Linked DNA regions of Homo sapiens: regions 2 and 3 are each linked to region 1. A link is a contact called in ENCODE Hi-C or POLR2A ChIA-PET data. All regions are on one chromosome and are shown on one strand. The core of a region is the stretch at or near the end of the contact, and the rest is flanking DNA. Distances in the headings are between cores, read along the strand shown.

Region 1 (2,903 bases), core at 302-2,801:
GAGCGAGGTTGGGCAGGTTGCCCAAGTGCACATAGAACATGCTGGGGCCAGGATTTACACCCTCACACTCTAGCTCCAGCAGGGGCACTCCTAGCTGCTCTGCTATCTGCCCTTCTCAAGCGGTCCTGCATTTTTCTCTATGGCCTTTTAAATGCTTGCTGGCTGCAGAGCTCCTTTTCAATTCCTTCTACCTGATTCTTAATCCAGGGGGGGCAGAGATTGACTCACCAGCAGTTGGAATCCATAGAATTCTACGTGAAGCATTTCCAAGGAGTAGGATCACACCCAGAAGAAGGGGATCTTTGCCCTTCCTGACTCCACAGGGAGCTAGTGGGACAGTGAGATTGGTGGAGACTGCCACAAACATTTCTGTGTAAAAGAAAAGCTTGCTTATTGGCCGGGCCCCAGTGAAAGGGTCTGTATGCCAGGGCTGTCCAGTGATGCTCTCAAGGCTCTCAAGGCCTCTCAGGCACAGAGGCAGAATAGAGGGCAGTGGGGAGCTGGGGGAACTGGGGAGAAAACCCTCTTAAAGAGAACAGGGGCTGACTGAACAATGCAGGGAAAGAGCATAGATTGAGAAGTCCGAGGGACACAAGTTCAAATCCAGACAATTGCATTTGCTAGATGTGTATGGAAGTTGCTCAGTTTCTCCAAGTCATAAGTCTAATAACTGCCTCACAACTCTGCCATTGCAGTTAAAGTGAGCAATACGAATGATGTGCCTCATACAGGGCTTGACTCTTACCAGGCACTCAGCTCATGGTGGCTGTTATTAGCCCAGGGGCAGATACAGGGAATGAAAATTCCTTTCTCCCTTTGACCACCAACCCAACCTCTCCTTTTTCTTCTTAGATTAGGCTGCTGTAGAGGTATGGATGTGTTTCTGGTTTTGGCTGTTTGCACATGCTGATCAAATTATGACAGTAGTGTGAACTTAACCTGAAATTAGAAAGAGAAACCAAATTATGACAGCAGTTGGGCAAAAAGATCTTCAAGTGGATTATTTGGTTAATAGACATTCCCTGTGGCATTTCATTTTTTTTTCTAGAGAGAAACCATTGATAGATATTAATTAGTATTCTGAATGTACTTTGTCTTGGCAATGCCTCTGCTGATCCTGATCTGAAGGTGGGTTGGCTGCCTCCTGTACAGCCTGACCTCCTCTCCAGGGTGCTGGACACTCTTACCCATGTTGATAGTTGAGACATTTTTGTGGTCTGTGTCCTTTTGTTTCTAAAATATAAGGGGTTCTAGTGAATTTTCCTCCAATGAGCTAGTTTGCCTTTTTGTAAGTAGTCTCAGCTGTCTGCTGTTTTTTCCTATAGATTAAGCCTTGTGGGCTCACCTGTCTCATTTTGCTCTTCTCTCTGGGGGTTGCCCTCATCCCCCTTTGCAAGTCTTCTTCTGGTATCTTTCAGGGGTCTTTTGTTCTCTCTTCCACATTGTTAATTAGAATGCAGAATCCAATCTGGAGTGAGCAAGCACTGACCCCAGGGCACCCTGCTAAGCACCTCTTCTTGCTGGAGATGTGCCACAGAGCCTCACCTTTCCTTCGTAATCTTTTGTTAGTGTTCAACCCATGTGACTTGCTCTCCCTGCCAATTTGAACCTTTAAATGTCAGCAATTAAAATTTCATGAGCTGTTGTATGAAATGCTGCAACTCAAGCCCCAAACACAGCAGCTGCTGTGTTTCTTTTGTCTTCTCATATGGTTACCCTTTCCAAAACAAGATATCATGTTGTTTTGGATTTTTTTGTCCTTAAGAAAGCCGTTTTGCTTATTGCTTGAGACATTCCACTGTCCTTGATACATTTACAAACTATATTTTTAGCCACAACTATCCTTACTTTGCTAATTACAGATTTACAGGTGCTGGTTAGTTTCAGAACAAATGTCCAGACATTTTCAGTTTCCACTCCCCTCCACCCATCTGCTTCCCAGTAAGTTGTGAGAAATAATGAAACTTTTCACTGGTTTCTTACTCAGATCTTTGAACACCCCAAACTACTTATCACCTGGCCCCTTTGATTTGTAAATGTTCAGGTTGTCCAATTACTGTTTTTTGTATTATTTTCCATCAGCTCTATTTGTAGAGTCTATGAAGTCATGGCATAGTATCTAGTTTCCTTTTTATAGAGGAGTTCCTATCTGTGAGCCATGGTTTTCAGCTGAGGCCGTGCATTAGAATCCAGGGTGGAGTCTTTAAAAAATTCAGATACCCAGATACCTTTCTTATCCCCTATGGAATATTGATTTAGAAGGTTTGGGGTGGGGATATGAGCATTTATATGTTTCTAAAAGCTCCTGAGTTAATTCTAAGGGCACCCTGGTTGATAGCCACATTATGGACTGAGTCCCAGGTCTGTGGTATCGAGACCACCATACTGACTGGCCCCAGTAGGCCCTGGGGCCTGGTCTATGGACCCTGAGCCTGGGTTCTAGCTTCTGTTACCTCTCCCTGATGGAGAGGGTCCATTTGAGCAGGGGCTTGGCTATATGGAGAAGGTTGATGGGAAGACATGAAAGGAGGGCTTGGTAGGTGGAGAGAAGGGCAGGATGAAGCAGAAGACTGTCGCTAGTGTAGGGAAGACACGGCTGAGTTACAGCTTAGCCCAGAATGCCTGAGAGAGAGTGGTGGGAGTCCAGGTTGGATGTGGGTCAGGGCCTTGAACAACAGACTTCACGTGTACTTTACTCTTCATAAAAAGCAGTGGTGGAGGCCAGCCCTAAGGTATTGCCAGGTAATAATAGATGGTGAATCCCTGTAACGTCACCTCTGTAAATAAAGCCAAGTTTTGTCTTTCTTCTCTTCATTATTTCCAGGACAGATTATATAGAATCCAGAGCTCTTTGAAATAATTAAGAATGCACTTTGCTTTTCATGATCTTTCTTAGGAGGATT
Region 2 (2,903 bases), core at 253-2,752, 120 kb after region 1:
GAGATATGAGAGCCATTTTGTGAAACTTTCCCCTAAGAATGGAATCATGCTTTGTGAGGTAAACTAATGGGGGGATAACATAGGTTTAATGGGGGACCTTTCAAGGACCTCTTGACTTGGTGCACCTATTCATCTCATCAGTGATTATTCTGTGCCCAAGACACCATAGTGTCCTGGATTTACAAAAGATAGGCATGAGACTGTCTCTGCTTTTGTAGAATCAACAATACCTCTGAAGGACCAAACCTATGCAGAGACATGCTCAATTTCATTTATCTAGTGATGGAACTTCATGGAAAGATGGCTAATGCAACATAACATACACTACATGAAGGATGAATCAGACTTCCAAAACTATAGTCTAATTCACTCCTTGAAAATATTCTTTTTCTTTCTTTTTTTTTTTTTTTTCCTGTGGCCCAGGCTGGAGTGCAGTGGTGCAATCATACTTTTGTAGTAAAGTGTCCCTGTGGTTTTGGAATGAGAAATGAGACGTTTATTTTCCTCAACTCACTGCAGCCTCAACCTCCTGGGCTCAAGCTATCCTCAGGCATGTACCACCATGTCTGGATAATTTTCTTTTTCTTTTTCTTTTTTGTAGAAGTGGGGGTCTCACTATGTTGCCCAGGCTAGTGTTGAACCCCTGGTCTCAAATGTTCCTCATGCCTTGGCCTCCCAAAGTGCTGGAATTACAGGCATGAGCCACTGTGCCTGGCCAAAATATTTTTCTTAAACAATGAGTTCTTTTTCATATTACCATGAATTTAAAATTTCTCTGAAATGACCAAAGACCACTTTTTGTTTTCAAAAGATATACAGTACATCCAGGGAGCTGGCTTCCAAGTTTCTTTTTTCTTTGCTGTTAAAGGCAACAATGGAATAAGACTTCAGAAGGTCTCTGTGCTCAGGATGGTGAATGATGTAGGAAATAGCTCCGTACTAGGGACTCTGGGGCAACCAAAACATTGGTACATTGCTTGTCTAGCCTAAACCAGTGGGAACTATTCTCTGGATGCTTTTCCCCTTACGTTTTCCCCTTTATTGCCCTCATGGACAAACTCATACATTGATTTATTCAACATATATTTTGACCTCCACCTATGTGTTAGGCACAGTATCAGGCACTGGGCACCCCATTACATACAGGTCCAAGCAGTCCCTGCCCTCAAGGAGGTTAATATCTAGCCAGAGAGACAACATTATTAGTTTAATAATAATTATACACGTTTTTGTTGTGTAATATTACTGCTTAAAGATTACAATTAGCTCAATTATAAGATAATTTACAAAATGCCCAACGACTAATGAATATGGGTAGTCATTGTCCAAATAGCTGTGCACACATCATCATTTAATTATAGTACTGAAGACAGCTGCACTGGCAAAGTGCAGGGTGTGATGAGAGTGGGTAATGGGGCAACCTGCCCTAGCCGCAGGGGCTGGGGAAAGCTTTCCTGAGGAAGTGGCTGTTAGCAAAAGACTGGGAGAGGGAATAAAAGTTGGCCCGGGAAGAGGAAGTAGAGAGGAAGGACAGAAAATGGTCCAGGCAGAGGCAACAGGACAAGAAAAGGCCCTGGGGCCTTTGAAACCCAGTTCCACTCTTGATCTGCAAACCTTTTTAGGGATACTACAAACTAGTCCCCTTACACTTTTCAAACAAAGAGAGTTCACAGTGCTTTCAGTTGCCCACTTTTATATGCTATCAACAAATTCCTAGCTCCCCCCATTTTCTCCATTTCCTCTGTCCTCAGTCTTCCCCCCACAGTGTTCAGTTACACAAAAGGGCCTACGTGTTTACCAGCCTCTTTCATGACCCTGATCAACAAGCTTTGGTGGAAGACATCTGCGTCTAGACAAAAGATTGGTTAGTCTTTGTGAAAGTAAATGTTCCACGTCTGACTCAACCTGACCAAGAGCCAAGAAAAGGATGATAAGGCTGATGGAAAAGATTTTCTTAATGAATGGCAGTAAAAAACAGCCCAAAGGTGAAGGCAAGAAACAGCCTTGGTGTTTCCTGGGGCTCCTGGCCCCAGACAGGCTCTTGAAAGCACTCAAGGATAAGAGGTAGGAAGGTTATTTCATTTCCTCTCTGCCTCTTTCTATTTTAACACTTTCCTCCCTCTCACGCTAATCTCTATTCCCCACACCTCATGCTCAAAACAGTCACCCTTTAGGTTTTGGGGGGTAAGTATTACCCCTTTCAAGTGGGTTAAAATGTCTGGAATGGAGATTATTAAAGCTAACTTTCCTGGTTATACCTTTTTTTTTTTTTTTTTTAAACTCTTTCAACTTCAGTATCTTGGAAAGTTGAGCCTATCATATCACCAGGAGGATTGAGAGTTTAAACAACAATTACAAATTACGTGGAAAGTTGGAAAAAGAAGAGAGTTCCCTCTATTCTTCCCTGGCATCTCTGGGTGGCTGTTGTCCATGCTGGAGGAGTTGTCACCTTATGTGCCCTTGAGGGACCTCCCCTCAGGAATCAGCAGTGGGATAACCTTGCAGGTGTTTTTTGTTTTTTCCCAGAAATAAGAGACGTAAGCAAGGTTTAAATTCATAGCCAAGTAACATAATTTGCTGTCAAATTTAATGAGAAAAATTTAAAAATTAAAGCCACATCTAATTTTTAAAATACATGATTATGTACTGAGCTCTTTCAACACAGAATCTTACATAGGTCTTCTTTCCTTTTACAATGATCCTTGTAAGGTAAGTCACACAACTGTTTATTTTACAGAAAGGAATCTGAGGCTCAAAGAAATTAAGTCTCTGGCTCAAGATCATAACTAGTAAGTGGCAGAACCGGGATTTGACAGGTGTTTTGATTTTAGGTCCAATGATCTCTTTGTTACACTCACTTCCTCACCTGTGGGCTGTGAGGGACTTTGTTGCTTAAATAAGCT
Region 3 (2,903 bases), core at 302-2,801, 70 kb before region 1:
GCTGACCTACGGGCAGACTGTGCAAGGCCAGGTACTACCTTCCAGGCCATGCCACATCTCCACCTTCTTTCAGCACCAGTACAAGGTGGAGGGTTTTGGATACACTCCCCTGACCTGGCCTTAAATGAACCCCTGTTTGGGAAGATCCTTTACAGACACAGCACCTCCATCTTCAGGCCAGCTCAACACAGAAGACACATGTTGAAGATCCCAGAGACAGAGTTCTGAGGATACCTTCTCTTCAATTGTGAAGTTTAGATGATATCAAGCAAAGTATTTAAAGTTCTAGAGACTCCTGTGGGCATACATAAGTTCTTTAGGTTTCATTTATACCAGATTTCTCCAATGTGACTCATCTATCAGCTGATTTCCTGCAAGAGGGTGAGGTTTAATCTGGATCCATTGGAGGTTAAGGTATTTAAATAGCTAATGGCCTCCTTGACTACTGACCCCATCACAACCTTCCTTGACCCAACTTATCTCTACACAGTAAAAATAGGCATCATCAAACTGAGAGTACAGAAGGCCTTCACCCATGCAAATGATACTCATAACTAATAATAGCCAATAAACAGTCTTGCCAAGCAGTGGGAGCTAGCTGCTCTAAAGTAACAAACTGGATCTACTTCCCGGAGTAGGGGGTGGAGTAGGTTCCAGTTCCCTCGGAGCATGAGAACTACTCAATCAGGGGCCCCTTTTTAGGCTCTTTATGCAAATCTGTGCACCTCATCTCCTGGCCAGGCTTTTTTAGCTGGGAGTTTGGGGCAGAGGTGCCAGGCCCCCTCCAGCTGTAGAGCTGGGCCCCAGACTTGTTTCGGGAAAGGAAGTGATAGACATGTGATAACAGGGCCATTCCGGCGACTTGCTCAGAACAAAGGGCATCTGATCCAAGTGGACTTGCTGTCTCTACTGCTAGAAAACAGCTACTGTTGGCAATCCTCAAATGGTAATTGTCCCACAAAATGAAAACATAAGAGTCCATTTTCACCAGTCACCCTGTTAGAAAGCAAAGTCACCCTGTTAGAAAGCACAGTCTGGCTCTCCTGCCGAGCACCTCCACACTTTTCTGCTTATGTCCCCGGCAAGCCATGTTTCTAGCCCTTTTTCAAATAGTAGGACTTGAGAATCCTACCTCCTGCTTCTAGCTCCCTCGATCCATGCTCATCCCTAACTTACACACTGGGGTCCCGCTGGCAGCCCACCTCTCTCATTCTGGTACATAGAAACAGAAAGCTTGGATCCTTGAAGCCATGGAGCCAGCCCGGGCACCTGGGCCACGGGAGACGAGCCATCACAGAATGCCCAGGGCCACAGCAGCCTCTCACCAGGCAAACCCATAAGGCAAGCCCTGCCTCACCCGGCTGTTTGGGGAAGATGGGTAGCCTAGGCATGGGTGGGGTCTGATTCTGCACGGTGACTTTGCCATGCCAGGCCCCACATAAAAAGGGCTTCCCACACCACCACAACGTTCATGACCTCGCTTCAGAGCTGTTTGCCGTGACCTACTTCACACTCAGTATTATTCTGTCCACTGAGCCTCCTGGCTGCTGACCTGGGAGCTGACTCACTTTCCTGTTTACAGCCTTGCCTCAACCCTCACTCTTGATGGTGGTTTACATAGTTTCTCTGGCAATGATATTTGCTTCCTTTTTGACTAGAGTTCAGATTCTCTTCTGGCCAGACAGCCTCTGACTATTCTGGTGAAAAATATGCCAGATTGTCCCTGGCCCCCAGGACCCTTTGTCCTTGGTTTGGCTTCTTAAGAGCAGTCTACCTGCCGGACTTGCCTTTATATGATTGGGGTAGCCTCAGTGTAAGAGAGGAAGGTGGGAGAATGGAAAAGGGAGGGAAGGAGCTAGGAGAGGAAGGAAGAACAAGCCCTTTTCTCCTATGAATCCTTAGCGCCATTGATACAGACATTAAAATGAACACCAATTATTTTTCCCCCTTGATTTTTAGATGTGTTTAATCCAAAAGAGCTATAGCAAGTGATGTGAGCCTATTGTGAGCATTCAGACTCGATAGTGCTGTTCTGTAGCCTAACTGGAGTGCCTTTATTTTTCTATGCACAGGTAGGTATTTTCTGACAACTAGTTCTACATTTATATCTCAAATAACTCTTCAGTGAGTACCCAGATTTAATGAGATCAGTGAAGTTTGGAAACACTTCCATCATTAATCTTGTAGTTGACTATAGAACTAAATTAAGTGGCAGGTTCCTTCTGATGGTTACGTACTTCATAGTAATTATAGTTCAAAAATATGATATTTTTGAATCCCTGTTCTGTTGATACCTTCTTGTTTGGGAAATCACCTTACCCACAGCCCTGCCAAAACCTTGGGCTTGGATGGTTGTGTTTCTACCATGTGACCCTCAGTTCAGATGTTTGGACCAGTGGTGGACACTTGAACCTGACACAGGCAGTCCATCAACCTGGCCAGTGACCAACCAGGTTATCTTGCTTGAAAATTTAAGCAAAAGAATATAGAGAGCTAAAGGACATAGTCAGTTGTTGGTGGGTGTGATACTCTTACAGAGTCAGTTCATGCTACATAGGCAAGCTGAGGTTGTGAGAAAGCAGAAACCATCAATAAGCAGAGAAAGCTGGTTTGCAGAGAAGAGGATGCATCAGGCAGGCAGTGAGTGAAGAGATGACATGGACCCAGAAAGACAGATGGGGCACATGACTGGTGCCTGGTGGTTTCTCAGCTCTAGACTCTGAAAGGCCAGTCTATACTCTTATTTCCTGCTTGTCGTTGTCCATGAAATGACTTCTTTGATCTTACAGCAAACCTCAACCCTACCACCTCTTTTTTTGACATAAGGGTTTCTGTTCCTTATAGCCAAAAAACCTTGACTAAAATAGACTACTACGGAGGTGTTGCCAGTAGTGGTTGCAATA

The links. A loop is a pair of places that touch in the nucleus more often than their neighbours do. ChIA-PET counts read pairs that join two places held with the same protein, here RNA polymerase II (POLR2A). Pooled maps may share reads with other maps.
Region 2: a loop to region 1 is called in a map of GM12878, with 2.9 times the contacts of the local background. The contact joins two enhancer-like sites. A Hi-C loop is called at or near these places in 1 of 168 maps with a recorded cell type or tissue (GM12878), 17 of 37 single-sample maps with no recorded cell type and 6 of 50 pooled maps. POLR2A ChIA-PET finds 5 or more read pairs at or near these places in 1 of 52 experiments (PC-3).
Region 3: a loop to region 1 is called in a map with no recorded cell type, with 9 times the contacts of the local background. The contact joins two enhancer-like sites. A Hi-C loop is called at or near these places in 4 of 37 single-sample maps with no recorded cell type and 4 of 50 pooled maps. POLR2A ChIA-PET finds 5 or more read pairs at or near these places in 1 of 52 experiments (OCI-LY7).

Annotation. Positions count from the first base shown.
Region 1 is chr15:39,553,204-39,556,106 of GRCh38, reverse strand. No RefSeq gene overlaps it. Among named protein-coding and RNA genes, the nearest start is that of THBS1, 26 kb to the left of the region's middle. Within about 2 kb of position 1,551, at least 2 of the 41 ENCODE cell types and tissues checked have a DNase peak (open chromatin) inside an H3K27ac peak, as active enhancers do.
Region 2 is chr15:39,429,115-39,432,017 of GRCh38, reverse strand. No RefSeq gene overlaps it. Among named protein-coding and RNA genes, the nearest start is that of THBS1, 150 kb to the left of the region's middle. Within about 2 kb of position 1,502, at least 5 of the 41 ENCODE cell types and tissues checked have a DNase peak (open chromatin) inside an H3K27ac peak, as active enhancers do.
Region 3 is chr15:39,623,584-39,626,486 of GRCh38, reverse strand. The region is part of intron 10 of FSIP1 (fibrous sheath interacting protein 1); the gene reads left to right. Among named protein-coding and RNA genes, the nearest start is that of THBS1-IT1, 39 kb to the right of the region's middle. RefSeq lists an enhancer at 2,622-2,711. Within about 2 kb of position 1,551, at least 19 of the 41 ENCODE cell types and tissues checked have a DNase peak (open chromatin) inside an H3K27ac peak, as active enhancers do.